Regions from separate parts of the Homo sapiens genome. Here all the other regions are linked to region 2. A link is a contact called in ENCODE Hi-C or POLR2A ChIA-PET data. All regions are on one chromosome and are shown on one strand. Each heading gives the region's core, a stretch centred on a gene start or an enhancer-like site at or near the end of the contact. The rest is flanking DNA. Distances are from core to core; before and after follow the strand shown. Region 1 has its middle 22 kb from the start of ELOA. Region 2 holds the start of LINC00339 (long intergenic non-protein coding RNA 339). Region 3 holds the start of ID3 (inhibitor of DNA binding 3).

The links. Hi-C counts contacts between places; a loop is a spot of excess contacts on that map. ChIA-PET counts read pairs that join two places held with the same protein, here RNA polymerase II (POLR2A). Pooled maps may share reads with other maps.
Region 1: a pooled map shows a loop between it and region 2 (3-fold over the local background). The contact joins the enhancer-like site here to the promoter of LINC00339 in region 2. A Hi-C loop is called at or near these places in 2 of 50 pooled maps. POLR2A ChIA-PET finds 5 or more read pairs at or near these places in 2 of 52 experiments (GM12878 and activated T-cell).
Region 3: a loop to region 2 is called in a pooled map, with 4 times the contacts of the local background. The contact joins the promoter of ID3 here to the promoter of LINC00339 in region 2. A Hi-C loop is called at or near these places in 4 of 50 pooled maps. POLR2A ChIA-PET finds 5 or more read pairs at or near these places in 2 of 52 experiments (A549 and activated CD4-positive, alpha-beta T cell).

The regions. Positions count from the first base shown.
Region 1 is chr1:23,719,228-23,722,826 of GRCh38, forward strand. No RefSeq gene overlaps it. Among named protein-coding and RNA genes, the nearest start is that of ELOA, 22 kb to the right of the region's middle. Within about 2 kb of position 1,509, at least 5 of the 41 ENCODE cell types and tissues checked have a DNase peak (open chromatin) inside an H3K27ac peak, as active enhancers do; they include GM12878, where a contact is called at or near this core.
Region 2 is chr1:22,023,870-22,027,295 of GRCh38, forward strand. LINC00339 (long intergenic non-protein coding RNA 339) reads left to right here and starts at 1,322. Exons shown (of 2, transcript NR_023918.2): 1 at 1,322-1,503. It overlaps LINC01635 (long intergenic non-protein coding RNA 1635), which reads right to left and starts at 2,179. Exons shown (of 3, transcript NR_110692.1): 1 at 2,095-2,179; 2 at 937-1,097; 3 at 125-576. RefSeq lists enhancers at 1,607-2,208, 1,820-1,929, 2,007-2,301.
Region 3 is chr1:23,558,251-23,561,629 of GRCh38, forward strand. ID3 (inhibitor of DNA binding 3) reads right to left here and starts at 1,251. Exons shown (of 3, transcript NM_002167.5): 1 at 877-1,251; 2 at 685-769; 3 at 1-165. The coding sequence starts at 1,176. The coding sequence ends at 710. All of the region lies in intron 2 of LOC124903876 (a long non-coding RNA gene), which reads left to right. RefSeq lists an enhancer at 121-250 and silencers at 1,191-1,450, 1,318-1,564.

The DNA.
Region 1 (3,599 bases), core at 259-2,758, 1.7 Mb after region 2:
CCCTCCTCCCCAGAACACTGGTGTGTGTACCCCTAGGCCCAAGGGGTGGCCAAGGGGCATCTGTCTGTGAGTGTGACTTTGCACTTAGGAGCTGGTGTGACCCCTGGGCTGAACGTGAGGCCCTGTGGTGCAGGACAGAGACTAAGGCAGTGTATTCATTTCCTATTTCTGCTGTAAAAAAATTACCGCAAACTTACTATCTGACATTTATGGAGGCCAGAGGTCCAAAATGGGTCTCACTGGGCTATAATCAAGGTATAGCCATGGCTGTGTCCTTCCTGAGGCTCCAGGGAGAATCTGTTTGCTTGCCTTTTCCAGCTTCTAGAGGCCACCTGTGTTCCTTGGCTGGTGGCCACCTTCAAAGCCAGCAATCCCATCACTCCAGCCTTTGCCTCTGTCATCACATCTTCTCTGACTCTGACTCATGCTTCTCGCTTTCACTTAGAAGCACCCTTGTGATTATTTTGGGCTACCTCAATAATCCAGGATAATCTCCCTATCTTGAGGTCAGCTGATTAGCAATTTTTATTGTATTAAAATAAATAAATTTGTAATATAAATTGAAATGAGGTCTTGCAATGTTGCCCAGGCTGGTCTCAAACCTCTGAGTTCAAGTGATCCTCCTGCCTCGGCCTCCCAAAGTGCTGGGATTACAGGTGTGAGCCACCATGCTTGGCCTGATTAGCAATTTTAATTCCCCCTTGCCATGTAAGATAACATATTCACAGGTTCCTGGGATCAGGGTGTGGACACCTGGGGTGGGGAGGGGACATTATTCTGCCTAATGCAGGTGGGAAGAACAGCATGTAGGTTAGGGGCTAGTTCTCCTTGTGCCACCACATCCCCAAGAACTCTTAGGAATCTGAGAATGTTAAATTTAAACCTAGCCCCAGGTCATTATGAAGGTATATTCATCGAAGTAAGAGAACAGAATAGGATAGGATAGAGTAAAAACTGTATTTAATGGTTTGTTAGTTTTTAACTTTTAAATATTTAGATAAATGGTATGTGGGCCTCTGTATACACTTTTGCCATCAGCCATGCAAATATTAGAGGTCCGTCTAACCCAAAGTCACATAGCCGGTGAGGAGTCAAATTAGAACACAGATGTGTTACTTTCACCACACAAGGCCCCTCTTCAAGGAGAAGTAAGGCACTGTCTTTCTCAGCTTCGAGGCTCTGTATCTCTGCCTGTTTCCTGGTGGTTACAGGCTATGTGCTCTGGAAACTCCTGCTGAGAACCTGGCCTCCTAGCCCTTCTGAAGCTGCAGTTCTTCTCTCACACCGTGTATTGCCCTATGCGGATACCTCTCATACAGACCCTCCACTGGGCCGTTCAAGTCCACGTACTTATGGGTTCACCAGCTAGTTAGTGCCCCCAGCAGGGATACAGAGATGGTTTAGTCACAGTCCCTGCTTGCAAGGAGCTCACAGTCTAGTGAGGACATCACACAAAGAAATGGACAGTGACGACCACACGAGAGACTCCTCCAGTGATGGGTGCACGATAATCTGGGGCAGATCTGGGGTGGGGTTAGGTACAGGCTGCTCAGAGGAAGTGATTCTCAAACTGAGTCTTAATGAGGCCAGGAGGCTGAGGGCTGGAATTTTGGGTTGGCATATTTATAGACCCTGAGGCTGCAATGGGGCAAGTTTGGGAAATCCCAACTCTGTCATGATGACTAGAACAAAGAGTAAGAGGTGAGAGGGGCCAGAAGTAAGGCTTAAAACACTAAGAGCCACAAAAAAAAAAAAAAAAAAAAAAAAAAAGCAAACAAACAAAAAAAACACTAAGAGCCTCAGCCCAGGAATGGTGGCTCATGCCTGTAATCCCAGCACTTTGGGAGGCCAAGGCAGGTGGATCACCTGAGGTCAGGAGTTCGAGACCAGCCTGGCCAACATGGTGAAACCCCATCTCTCCTAAAAATAGAAAAAAAATTAGCCAGGCATGGTGGCACACATCTGTAATTCCAGCTACTCGGGAGGCTGAGACAGGAGAATCGCTTGAACCTGGGAGGTGGAAGTTGCAGTGAGCCGAGATTGTGCCACTGCACTCCAGCCTGGGCAAGAGACTCTATCTCAAAAAAAAAAAAAAAAAAAAAAAAACCCAAAAAACACTAAGAGCCTCATTGACCCTAACAGGCTGTAGGCTTTATGAGGGGCCTAAATGTTACTGTTCATACTGTGCCTATGTACCAGGCACATCAGTGCAAGCAAGGCACGTGGCACATAGTAGATGCTTAGTAAATTTTTGCTGAAAGAATGAATGACAGGGCCAGGCACGGTGGCTTACACCTGTAATCTCAGCACTTTGGGAGGCCGAGGTGGGCAGATCACTTGAGTTCAGGAGTTCGAGACCAGCCTGGCCAACATGGTGAAACGATGTCTCTACTAAAAATACAAAAATTAGCTGGGCGTGGTGGTGTGTGCCTATAATCCCAGCTACTCGGGAGGCTAAGGCAGGAGAATCGCTTGAACCCAGGAGGCAGAGGTTACTGTGAGCTGAGATTGCACCACTGCTATCCAGCCTGGGTGACAAAGCGAGACTCCATCTCAAAAAAAAAAAAAAAAAAAAAAAGAATGATGAATGACAGGCTAGGCACTGTGGCTCATGCCTGTAATCCCAGCACTTTGAGAGGCTGAGGCAGGCAGATTGCTTGAGCCCAGGAGTTCGAGACCAGCCTGAGCAACATAGTGAAACCCCATCTCTACAAAAAATAAAAAAATAAGGTGGGCATGGTGGCATGCACCTGTAGTCCCAGCTACTTGGGAGGTAGGTGGGAGGTTGAGGCTGCAGTGAGCTGTGATCACACCACTGCACTGCAGCCTAAGTGGCAGCAAGACCTTGTCTCAAAAAAGAAAAAGAATGACATGGGCTGGGCGTGGTGGCTCACTCCTGTAATCCCAGCACTTTGGGAGGCTGAGGCAGGTGGATCACGAGGTCAGGGGTTCGAGGCCAGCCTGGCCAAGATGGTGAAACCCCATCTCTACTAAAAATACAAAAATTAGCCGGGCGCAGTGGCGGGCGCCTGTAATCCCAGCTACTCAAGAGGCTGAGGCACAAGAATCGCTTGAACCTGGGATGCGGAGGTTGCAGTGAGCTGAGATCGTGCCACTGCACTCTAGCCTGGGTGACAGAGCAAGACTCTGTCTTAAAAAAAAAAAAATGCTGGGCGCAGTGGCTCATGCCTGTAATACACTTTAGGAGGCTAAGGTGGGCAGATCACCTGAGGTAAGGAGTTCGAGACCAGCCTGACCAATATGGAGAAATCCTGTCTCTACTGAAAATACAAAATTAGCCGAGCATGGTGGCACGTGCCTGTAATCCCAGCTACTCGGCAGGCTGAGGCAGGAGAATCGCTTGGACCCGGGAGGTGGAGGTTGCGGTGGGCTGAGATCGTGCCATTGCACTCCATCCTGGGCAACAAGAGCAAAACTCCATCTCAAAAAAAAAAAAAAAAAGAACTAAAAACATTTGGTCTGAGTCTCTTAAGATATGGGGACTTCGTGTTGGGATCAGTTTTAAAGCTCCCCAAGTGACTGTAATGTGTAGCCAGGGTTGAGAGTACCAGGGCTGCAGGCCACAGGGGAGCACTGAA
Region 2 (3,426 bases), core at 72-2,571:
AAATAGCCAGAAGGTCAGTGTTCTTGGAGCAAACTGAGTGAGCAGGAGGGTGGGGAAAGATGAAGCACAAAGGCTGAATTTTACCTGGGATGATAAAATAATCTTACACAAGCCGAAACGTATATACTTTCACATAAATTTATGTGCCTATGAAATTGGAGTTGCTCTGGGACTCAAGCGGCATCCTTGCCCCAACCCCTGCTGTTTTCTGAAGCATTCCTAAGGAACCTTAGAGTGTGGGAGAGAGAAATAGCAGGAAGTCCTTAACCTAGTCCAACCCTTTTATTTTACAGTTAGGGAAACCTAAGCTGAGAGAGGAGATGGAAACCTGGTTGTAGGAGTGAGTGGGGAAGGGTTCACGGTCATTCTGGTAGGTAGGGGTAGGGCCAGAGCAAGGAGTCCTGGTTTGTGAACCACCAGCTGGCCGTCTAGGAGTTTACAGACCAGCAGTGGCAATGTTGACAAAGGGCATATCTTCCTTTCCCCAAGAACATTGGCTCTGGAGCAATAACCCAGCAATGGGGGCTTTGGGGTGTCCCTCTTAATCCGGTAGCTCAGCCCATTCGGATATGCCAGCTGGAAAGAGAGAGGGAGAAGTCAACTGAGTACCTCTCTCTAACAGCTCAATCCCTCCCCTTCAGGGTTAAGATCGGGGCTGCAGTGGTTAGCATCTCTGCTTCCTCTAGCCGGCTGTGTCATTGAACCTGTGTGATCAGACGCAAACCAGATCAGTATGACTTCAAAGCTTCATCTTTGAGATGGAGTCTTGCTCCCTCGTCCGGGCTGGAGTGCAATGGCGCAATCTCGGCTCACTGCAACCTCCGCCTCCCGGGTTCAAGCAATTCTCCTGTCTCAGTCTCCCGAGCAGCTGGGACTATAGGCGCCTGCCAGCACGCCCGGCTAATTTTTGTATTTTTAGTAAAGACTGAGTTTCACCTTGTTGGTCAAGCTGGTCTCGAACTCGTGACCTCAGGTGATCCACACGCCTCTGCCTCCTAAAGTGCTGGGATTACAGGCGTGAGCCACCGCGCACGGCTAAAGCTTCAGTTCTTAACCATCAGGCGACAGTGCGTAGTCTGGTAGCAACTGGAAAAGTCCTGCTGAGATTTAGCCTCCCATACACACAGAGTCCCACCCCGGACAGGCTGTATCAACCCCCCACGGCCATATGCCCACTGCTGTTTGCGTACAATGAGGCGGGACCTATAGACTGTATCCACTGACTCATCTGGAGTGATTCCGCGGGGCGCCAATACAAGGACCACTGTCTCCAAACAGCAGCCAGCCACCCCTCTCTCTTGGTTTCCTTCCTTTGAGTGGTGCAAAGGCTTAAGGGTGTAACCTCAGAATGGGGCCCTGAATCAGCTGTGGGCGAGCTCCTAGAGTATCTTAATTCCTGCTTCATCTCTTTCCATTTTGCAGTTGGGCAAACTGCGGCTCAGAAAGATAAAGAACTTCTCCGGAGCGAAAAAGCTGCTAAGAATGTATCCAAAACTCCGCACGGTAAGGACTGAGGACGGTCAAAAGACCACCAAGAGTTAAAACCATGAAGCTGCGTAGTACCGCGGAGGCTAGAGAGACCCGGCCCACCCCTTCCAACCTATGCCCCTCCTCTTAACTTCCGGGCGGGGCATGACTTCCGGTTCCCGCGCGGCGCTCCAAAGCTCGGGGAGTGGTGGTCTCCCTTTCCTGGAGTCATTTGTGGGAGTTAGGGTCTTATCCTGATCTTTCCTCGTCCCCCGCTCCCCCGTCCTCCGAGGTGGCAGCTGCGTAGGTGAACGTTCCCCCTGTCCCCTTCCTTCTCCTTCCTAACCCGAGTACGCTTGCTCGCGGCCACAGTGGCTGCCTGCCCCAGGAGCGGGGAGTCCCTGCCTTTGGGGTAGGGAAATGACTGAAATGTGGGACCTGCGGGCTCCTCGGGCTGACTTGGACCTCACTGCAGCTCTGGAGGTGGACCTCGTCCTGGGACCCTAGAAGCCCATTTCCGCACTCGGGCTAGGCCTTCGGAGCCGCGGCAGCATAGTGGGAGGAGTCGGGCTCAGCTCCCCCCCACCACAACCGGGATTATTTTTATCGGTTGAGTCATCGCACTACCTTTCATCCTTGTGGCTTTGGGCAAGTCCCCGCCCTCCGAGCCTCACTTTGCTTATCTGTGAATGGAAATAACAGTGCCTACCCCATGGGCTATCGGGAGGATCAGTTGTGAGGGAATGCAGTGTGGGGTGTCTGGCCGGCAGAATTCCACAAATGGTAGCAGCGGTTGATGTCACTGGAGGTTCCTGGGGCAGTAATTTATCAAGAGTTTATGATCCTGAACTAAGGATCATACGGAGGAGGATCTGTGTATAACGTTCGGCACAATGTTAGATAGGAAGTAAGGGCGCAGTGCACTGGAGTTATTTTTTCTTTTTTTTTTTTTTGAGACGGAGTCTCGCTCTGTCGCCCAGGCCGGAGTTGCAGTGCCGCGTTGTCGCCTCACTGCAACCTTCTCTGCCACATGGGTTCAAGCGATTCTCCTGCCTCAGCCACTCGAGTAACTGGGATTACAGTCGCACATCACCACGCCTGGCTAATGTTTTGCATTTTTAATAGAGACGGTTTCACCATGTTGGCCAGCCTGGTCTTGAACTCCTGATCTCAGGTGATCCACCCGCCTCGGCCTTCCAAAGTGCTAGAAGTATAGGCATGAGCCACTGTGCCTGGCCTGGAGTTATTTTTTCTCACTGGGTTTTTGAGCAAAGAAAAGGAGTTATTAACTGGTGAGGATAAATTTGTGTTTGGTAAGTCGTCTTCTGAAGCTGACAGGATTTATAAGCCGGGTAAATTGTGGTGCTGGTTCATCTTTGAGAGCCAGCCTTAAGAATTGGCCCACTGACTGCTGGGCGTGGTGGCTCACATCTGTAATCCCAGCACTTTGGGAGGCCGAAGCGGGTGGATCACCCGAAGTCAGGAGTTCGAGACCAGCCTGGTCAACATGGTGAAACCCCATCTCTACTAAAAACATAAAAATTAGCCAGGTATGGTGGTGGGCACCTGTAATCCCAGTTACTCGGGAGGCTGAGGCAGAGAATTGCTTGAACCCAGAAGGAGGAAAGGTTGCAGTGAACCGAGATCACACTACTGCACTCCAGCCTGAGCGACAGAGTGAGACTTGTCTCAAAAAAAAAAAAAAGGAAAGAAAAAGGCCCACTGACAGTCTGTTCCTAGAAACCTGGGTTGTAAAGACGTTGGGTGCTGGGAGCTAGAAGAAGTAATAAAAGGGTGTTTTCCTAAGTGGGTTAGGGGTTTTCACTCAGAAAGGTTTTTGGGCAGGAGGGGAAAGCCTGAGAAGTTTTCTTCCTCTTGAGTTGTTATAAAAGTAATACATGTGTGTAGTTAGAAAACAATGCAGAAAGATGTAAAATGAAAAGTGTTTCCCCCTTCTAC
Region 3 (3,379 bases), core at 1-2,500, 1.5 Mb after region 2:
CCACAAGTTCACAGTCCTTCGCTCCTGAGCACCAGGTTTAGTCTCCAGGAAGGGATTTGGTGAAGTCAAGTGGGCAGGGCGAAGTTGGGGCCCATCCCTGCCGTCCGGCTTCCGGCAGGAGAGGTTCCCGGGGTCCCAGGCAGAACGGGCGCCAGCACCTGCGTTCTGGGCGGGGGAGGAAAGAAGACCAAGGAGCAGTCAGTTTCCGCCGAGCGTGCCGAGGCGGGGGCCGTCCGCAGACTGGCCGGCGCCAGGGAGGAAACTTGGTCTGTACCTCCAGCTGATAACTCCGCGCCCCACGCTGCCCCCACCCAGTTGGCGCCAAAGACCACAGGCGGAGCTTGCGCTACCCCTCCTACTTGGAATTGACACTAGCTGGGAGGGGGCTGCCGAAGACAGCTCCCTATACAACATGGAACAGAAAGACTTGTATTTAGTCGGACCCATGTCTACTTTGCCAGACCCTCGGCCACTGCGGGAGGGCAGGGCCCAGGCGCATTTAAGGCTTAAATGCACATCACATGGAAACTGACTCTGCCATTCATTTGATGCAACCATGGGCAAGTCACTTGTCCCTCTCTGGCCTCAGTTTCCCTAAACCGAGTGAGTGGCAATTTTTCAAAACGTCTGCCAACTCCAGGACTTGCCGTTTAAACCTCCCTCTCCAAGAGAGGAGATACTCACCTGGAGGTGTCAGGACACGGCCGAGTCAGTGGCAAAAGCTCCTTTTGTCGTTGGAGATGACAAGTTCCGGAGTGAGCTCGGCTGTCTGATTAGAGGAAAAGAGGGAAGAGTTACGCGAGGCAATCGGGAGCTCCGAGGGTCCCGCAGCATCCTTGCCTGGGTGTTCAGCCCTGTCCCGACTTCGAGGCTTACCTGGATGGGAAGGTGGGGGCCATCAGGGGGTCCAGGGGCTGGCTCGGCCAGGACTACCTGCAGGTCGAGAATGTAGTCGATGACGCGCTGTAGGATTTCCACCTGGCTAAGCTGAGTGCCTCTCGGGACTCCGGGTACCAGTTCCCGCAGGCGGGAGTAGCAGTGGTTCATGTCGTCCAGCAAGCTCAGCGGCTCCTCAGCTGCCGGGCCCTTCCCTCGGCCCCGGGCGATGGCCAGACTGCGTTCCGACAGGCAGCACACCGCCTCGTAGCAGCCGCGCACCGGGCTCAGCGCCTTCATGCTGGGGAGTGAGTCCAGAGGTGCCCCAAAGAGAAAGAAAACCAAAAGAAGTCCCGCTACAGTGACCTGCAACGCGCGCACGCTCGCCGCGGCGGTCACTTATAGAGCCTGCCTGGAAGGCACGCCTCTTTATTCAAAATGGCCCGCCTCGGCCCTGCCCCCGCCGGCCCTGGGCGTTCACAGCCCGCTTAAATTGCAAACAGGCTTCCTCCGGCTGGTCTGACGCCGAAGACCGCGGAGCCGCGGATTCAAAGAATGAGGAAGCGCTGATACCGGGGAGAGGCGGGCCTCTCCGCCAGCAAGGATTTAAAAATCACTCAAAACCATTAACTTCCAGAATTTGCTTTTTCCTGGCAGCACCCCAGATCTTTGAGCTTCCCTGCCCCCTGCCAGTCCGCCTTTAGCCCAACACTGGTTCGAGCCACAGCTCCTCCGAGGTCATAAATCCCTGAACAGCAAAGAAGCTCCCCCCACCCCCCGTTTTTTTTAAGCGAAAGATTTTTCAAGGGAAACTTGTAAGGAATTAGTGCCGCCTTGTTCCCCAATTTGCTGTTCGTCTGACCTCCAGACTCACTGGCGTCAGGAATTATCTTGTGACCAGAGGGAAAAAAAATTAATTGCGGTGAAGCTGAGGTTACAATGAAGAAAACAGATTTGCGCTAGGCGCTGAGATTGCAGAAGGAGGAGGGAAAGGGGGTTTGAGCAAAGAACACTATTTATTTGAGCAACAGGGGAAAAGAAGAAAGCTTGAGCCCATGCTTTTTGCATGGGGAAAAAAGGAGCCTGGACCCTCTGCCCCATAAACTCCATAACGAACTAAATATATGCACAGTTGTGCTTTGTGAGTTCAATTAGAATTTTGGACAAGGTTTTAAATATGGAGGCACAGATGGGACAATTTCTACATAAACCTTTTTAAGAGCCCCCCCCCACCCAATTGGGTCAGCAAATTTCTTAACTTCCCCTCTCTTCACTTTCCACACACCTCTGTGTAGAAAACAGTGGTAATTTCATTGCTCTATTGTCTGTCCCTTTCTGCTATGGAAGGGCAGGCCACCTGGACTTGATTATTCTTAGCCCTGCTGAAGTAGCTCCAGCTCCATCTGAAAGACCAGGAAAGGAACCAGAGGGCCGGCAAACTAAGTCCTGTATTGCAACAGGACACTGTGCTCAGTATTCTTTGATTCTTTGCTTGCCTTCTTGTCACCTCCCTAGACATTTGGGGACCTGCACTTCCAAGATGCTGCTTTCCATTTTGGAAATGACCAAGTGGGATTCCCCCAATAGTTGCTTTCCTAATGAATCATTGGTGAATATTTATGGAGTCCCTCCGCATAAAACAGTGGCTCCTGCTTTCAAGAATCTCACAATTTGGGGAGACAAGATTAACACAGGAAACAAGAGTTCGATAATGTGTGGCACTGATTAACAGGACAAGGGGGGCTCAGAGCCAAAGAGAGTCGCAAAACGGTTGAAAAGGACACTGACTGGGAATTGAGAGCCCTGGGTTCATCATGCTAGCCCTGACAATAATTTGTCATGTAATCTTGAACAAGCCCAGGTACTCTGGCTTTAATTGCCTTGTGAGTAAAATAGACGATGGTACTAAGTGATTATTTAAAATCCTTTCCAATTGTAGAAGTCCAAGGTTGTGTGAAATTTGGATATGTAGGTGAAAGATGCTGAGGGGCCCAAGGAAGGCATTTAAGACATGCCCAATGTCACACTACAAGTAATAGCAGAGCCAGTCTTGAAGCCTCGTTCTTTTCCATCAAACCACAGGGCTCTGTGGCCCAAGAAAGATTTCTTCCTGGAATGTTTTTTTCAAGGACAGGCTCTTCAGTAAGAAAAGAGGAAGAAAACCTGTGAGTGGGCAAGTCAGTCTTTACATGCTACAGCCGTCAAGTGCCAGCTATTTGGTCAGGAAAGGCAAAATAATGGCTGTAGGAACTCCTGAATAACCGAAGAGAAGATCCTTCTTTTCCTATCTTGCAGACTTCTGTGGCAAAACGGTCAAGTCCAGAGGGTTCTAGAAAAATCACGGGCCAGGCAGATTTCTGTGCAAATGCCCATTCTTCTTCTTCTTCTTCTTTTTTTGTTTAAACTAATTGTGTAGACTTTGGCTGAGTTATCCTGGGTGCTTCTATTTTCCCATCTATAAAATGGAACTAATTGGGTCTACTCATTCATTCATTCGATAATT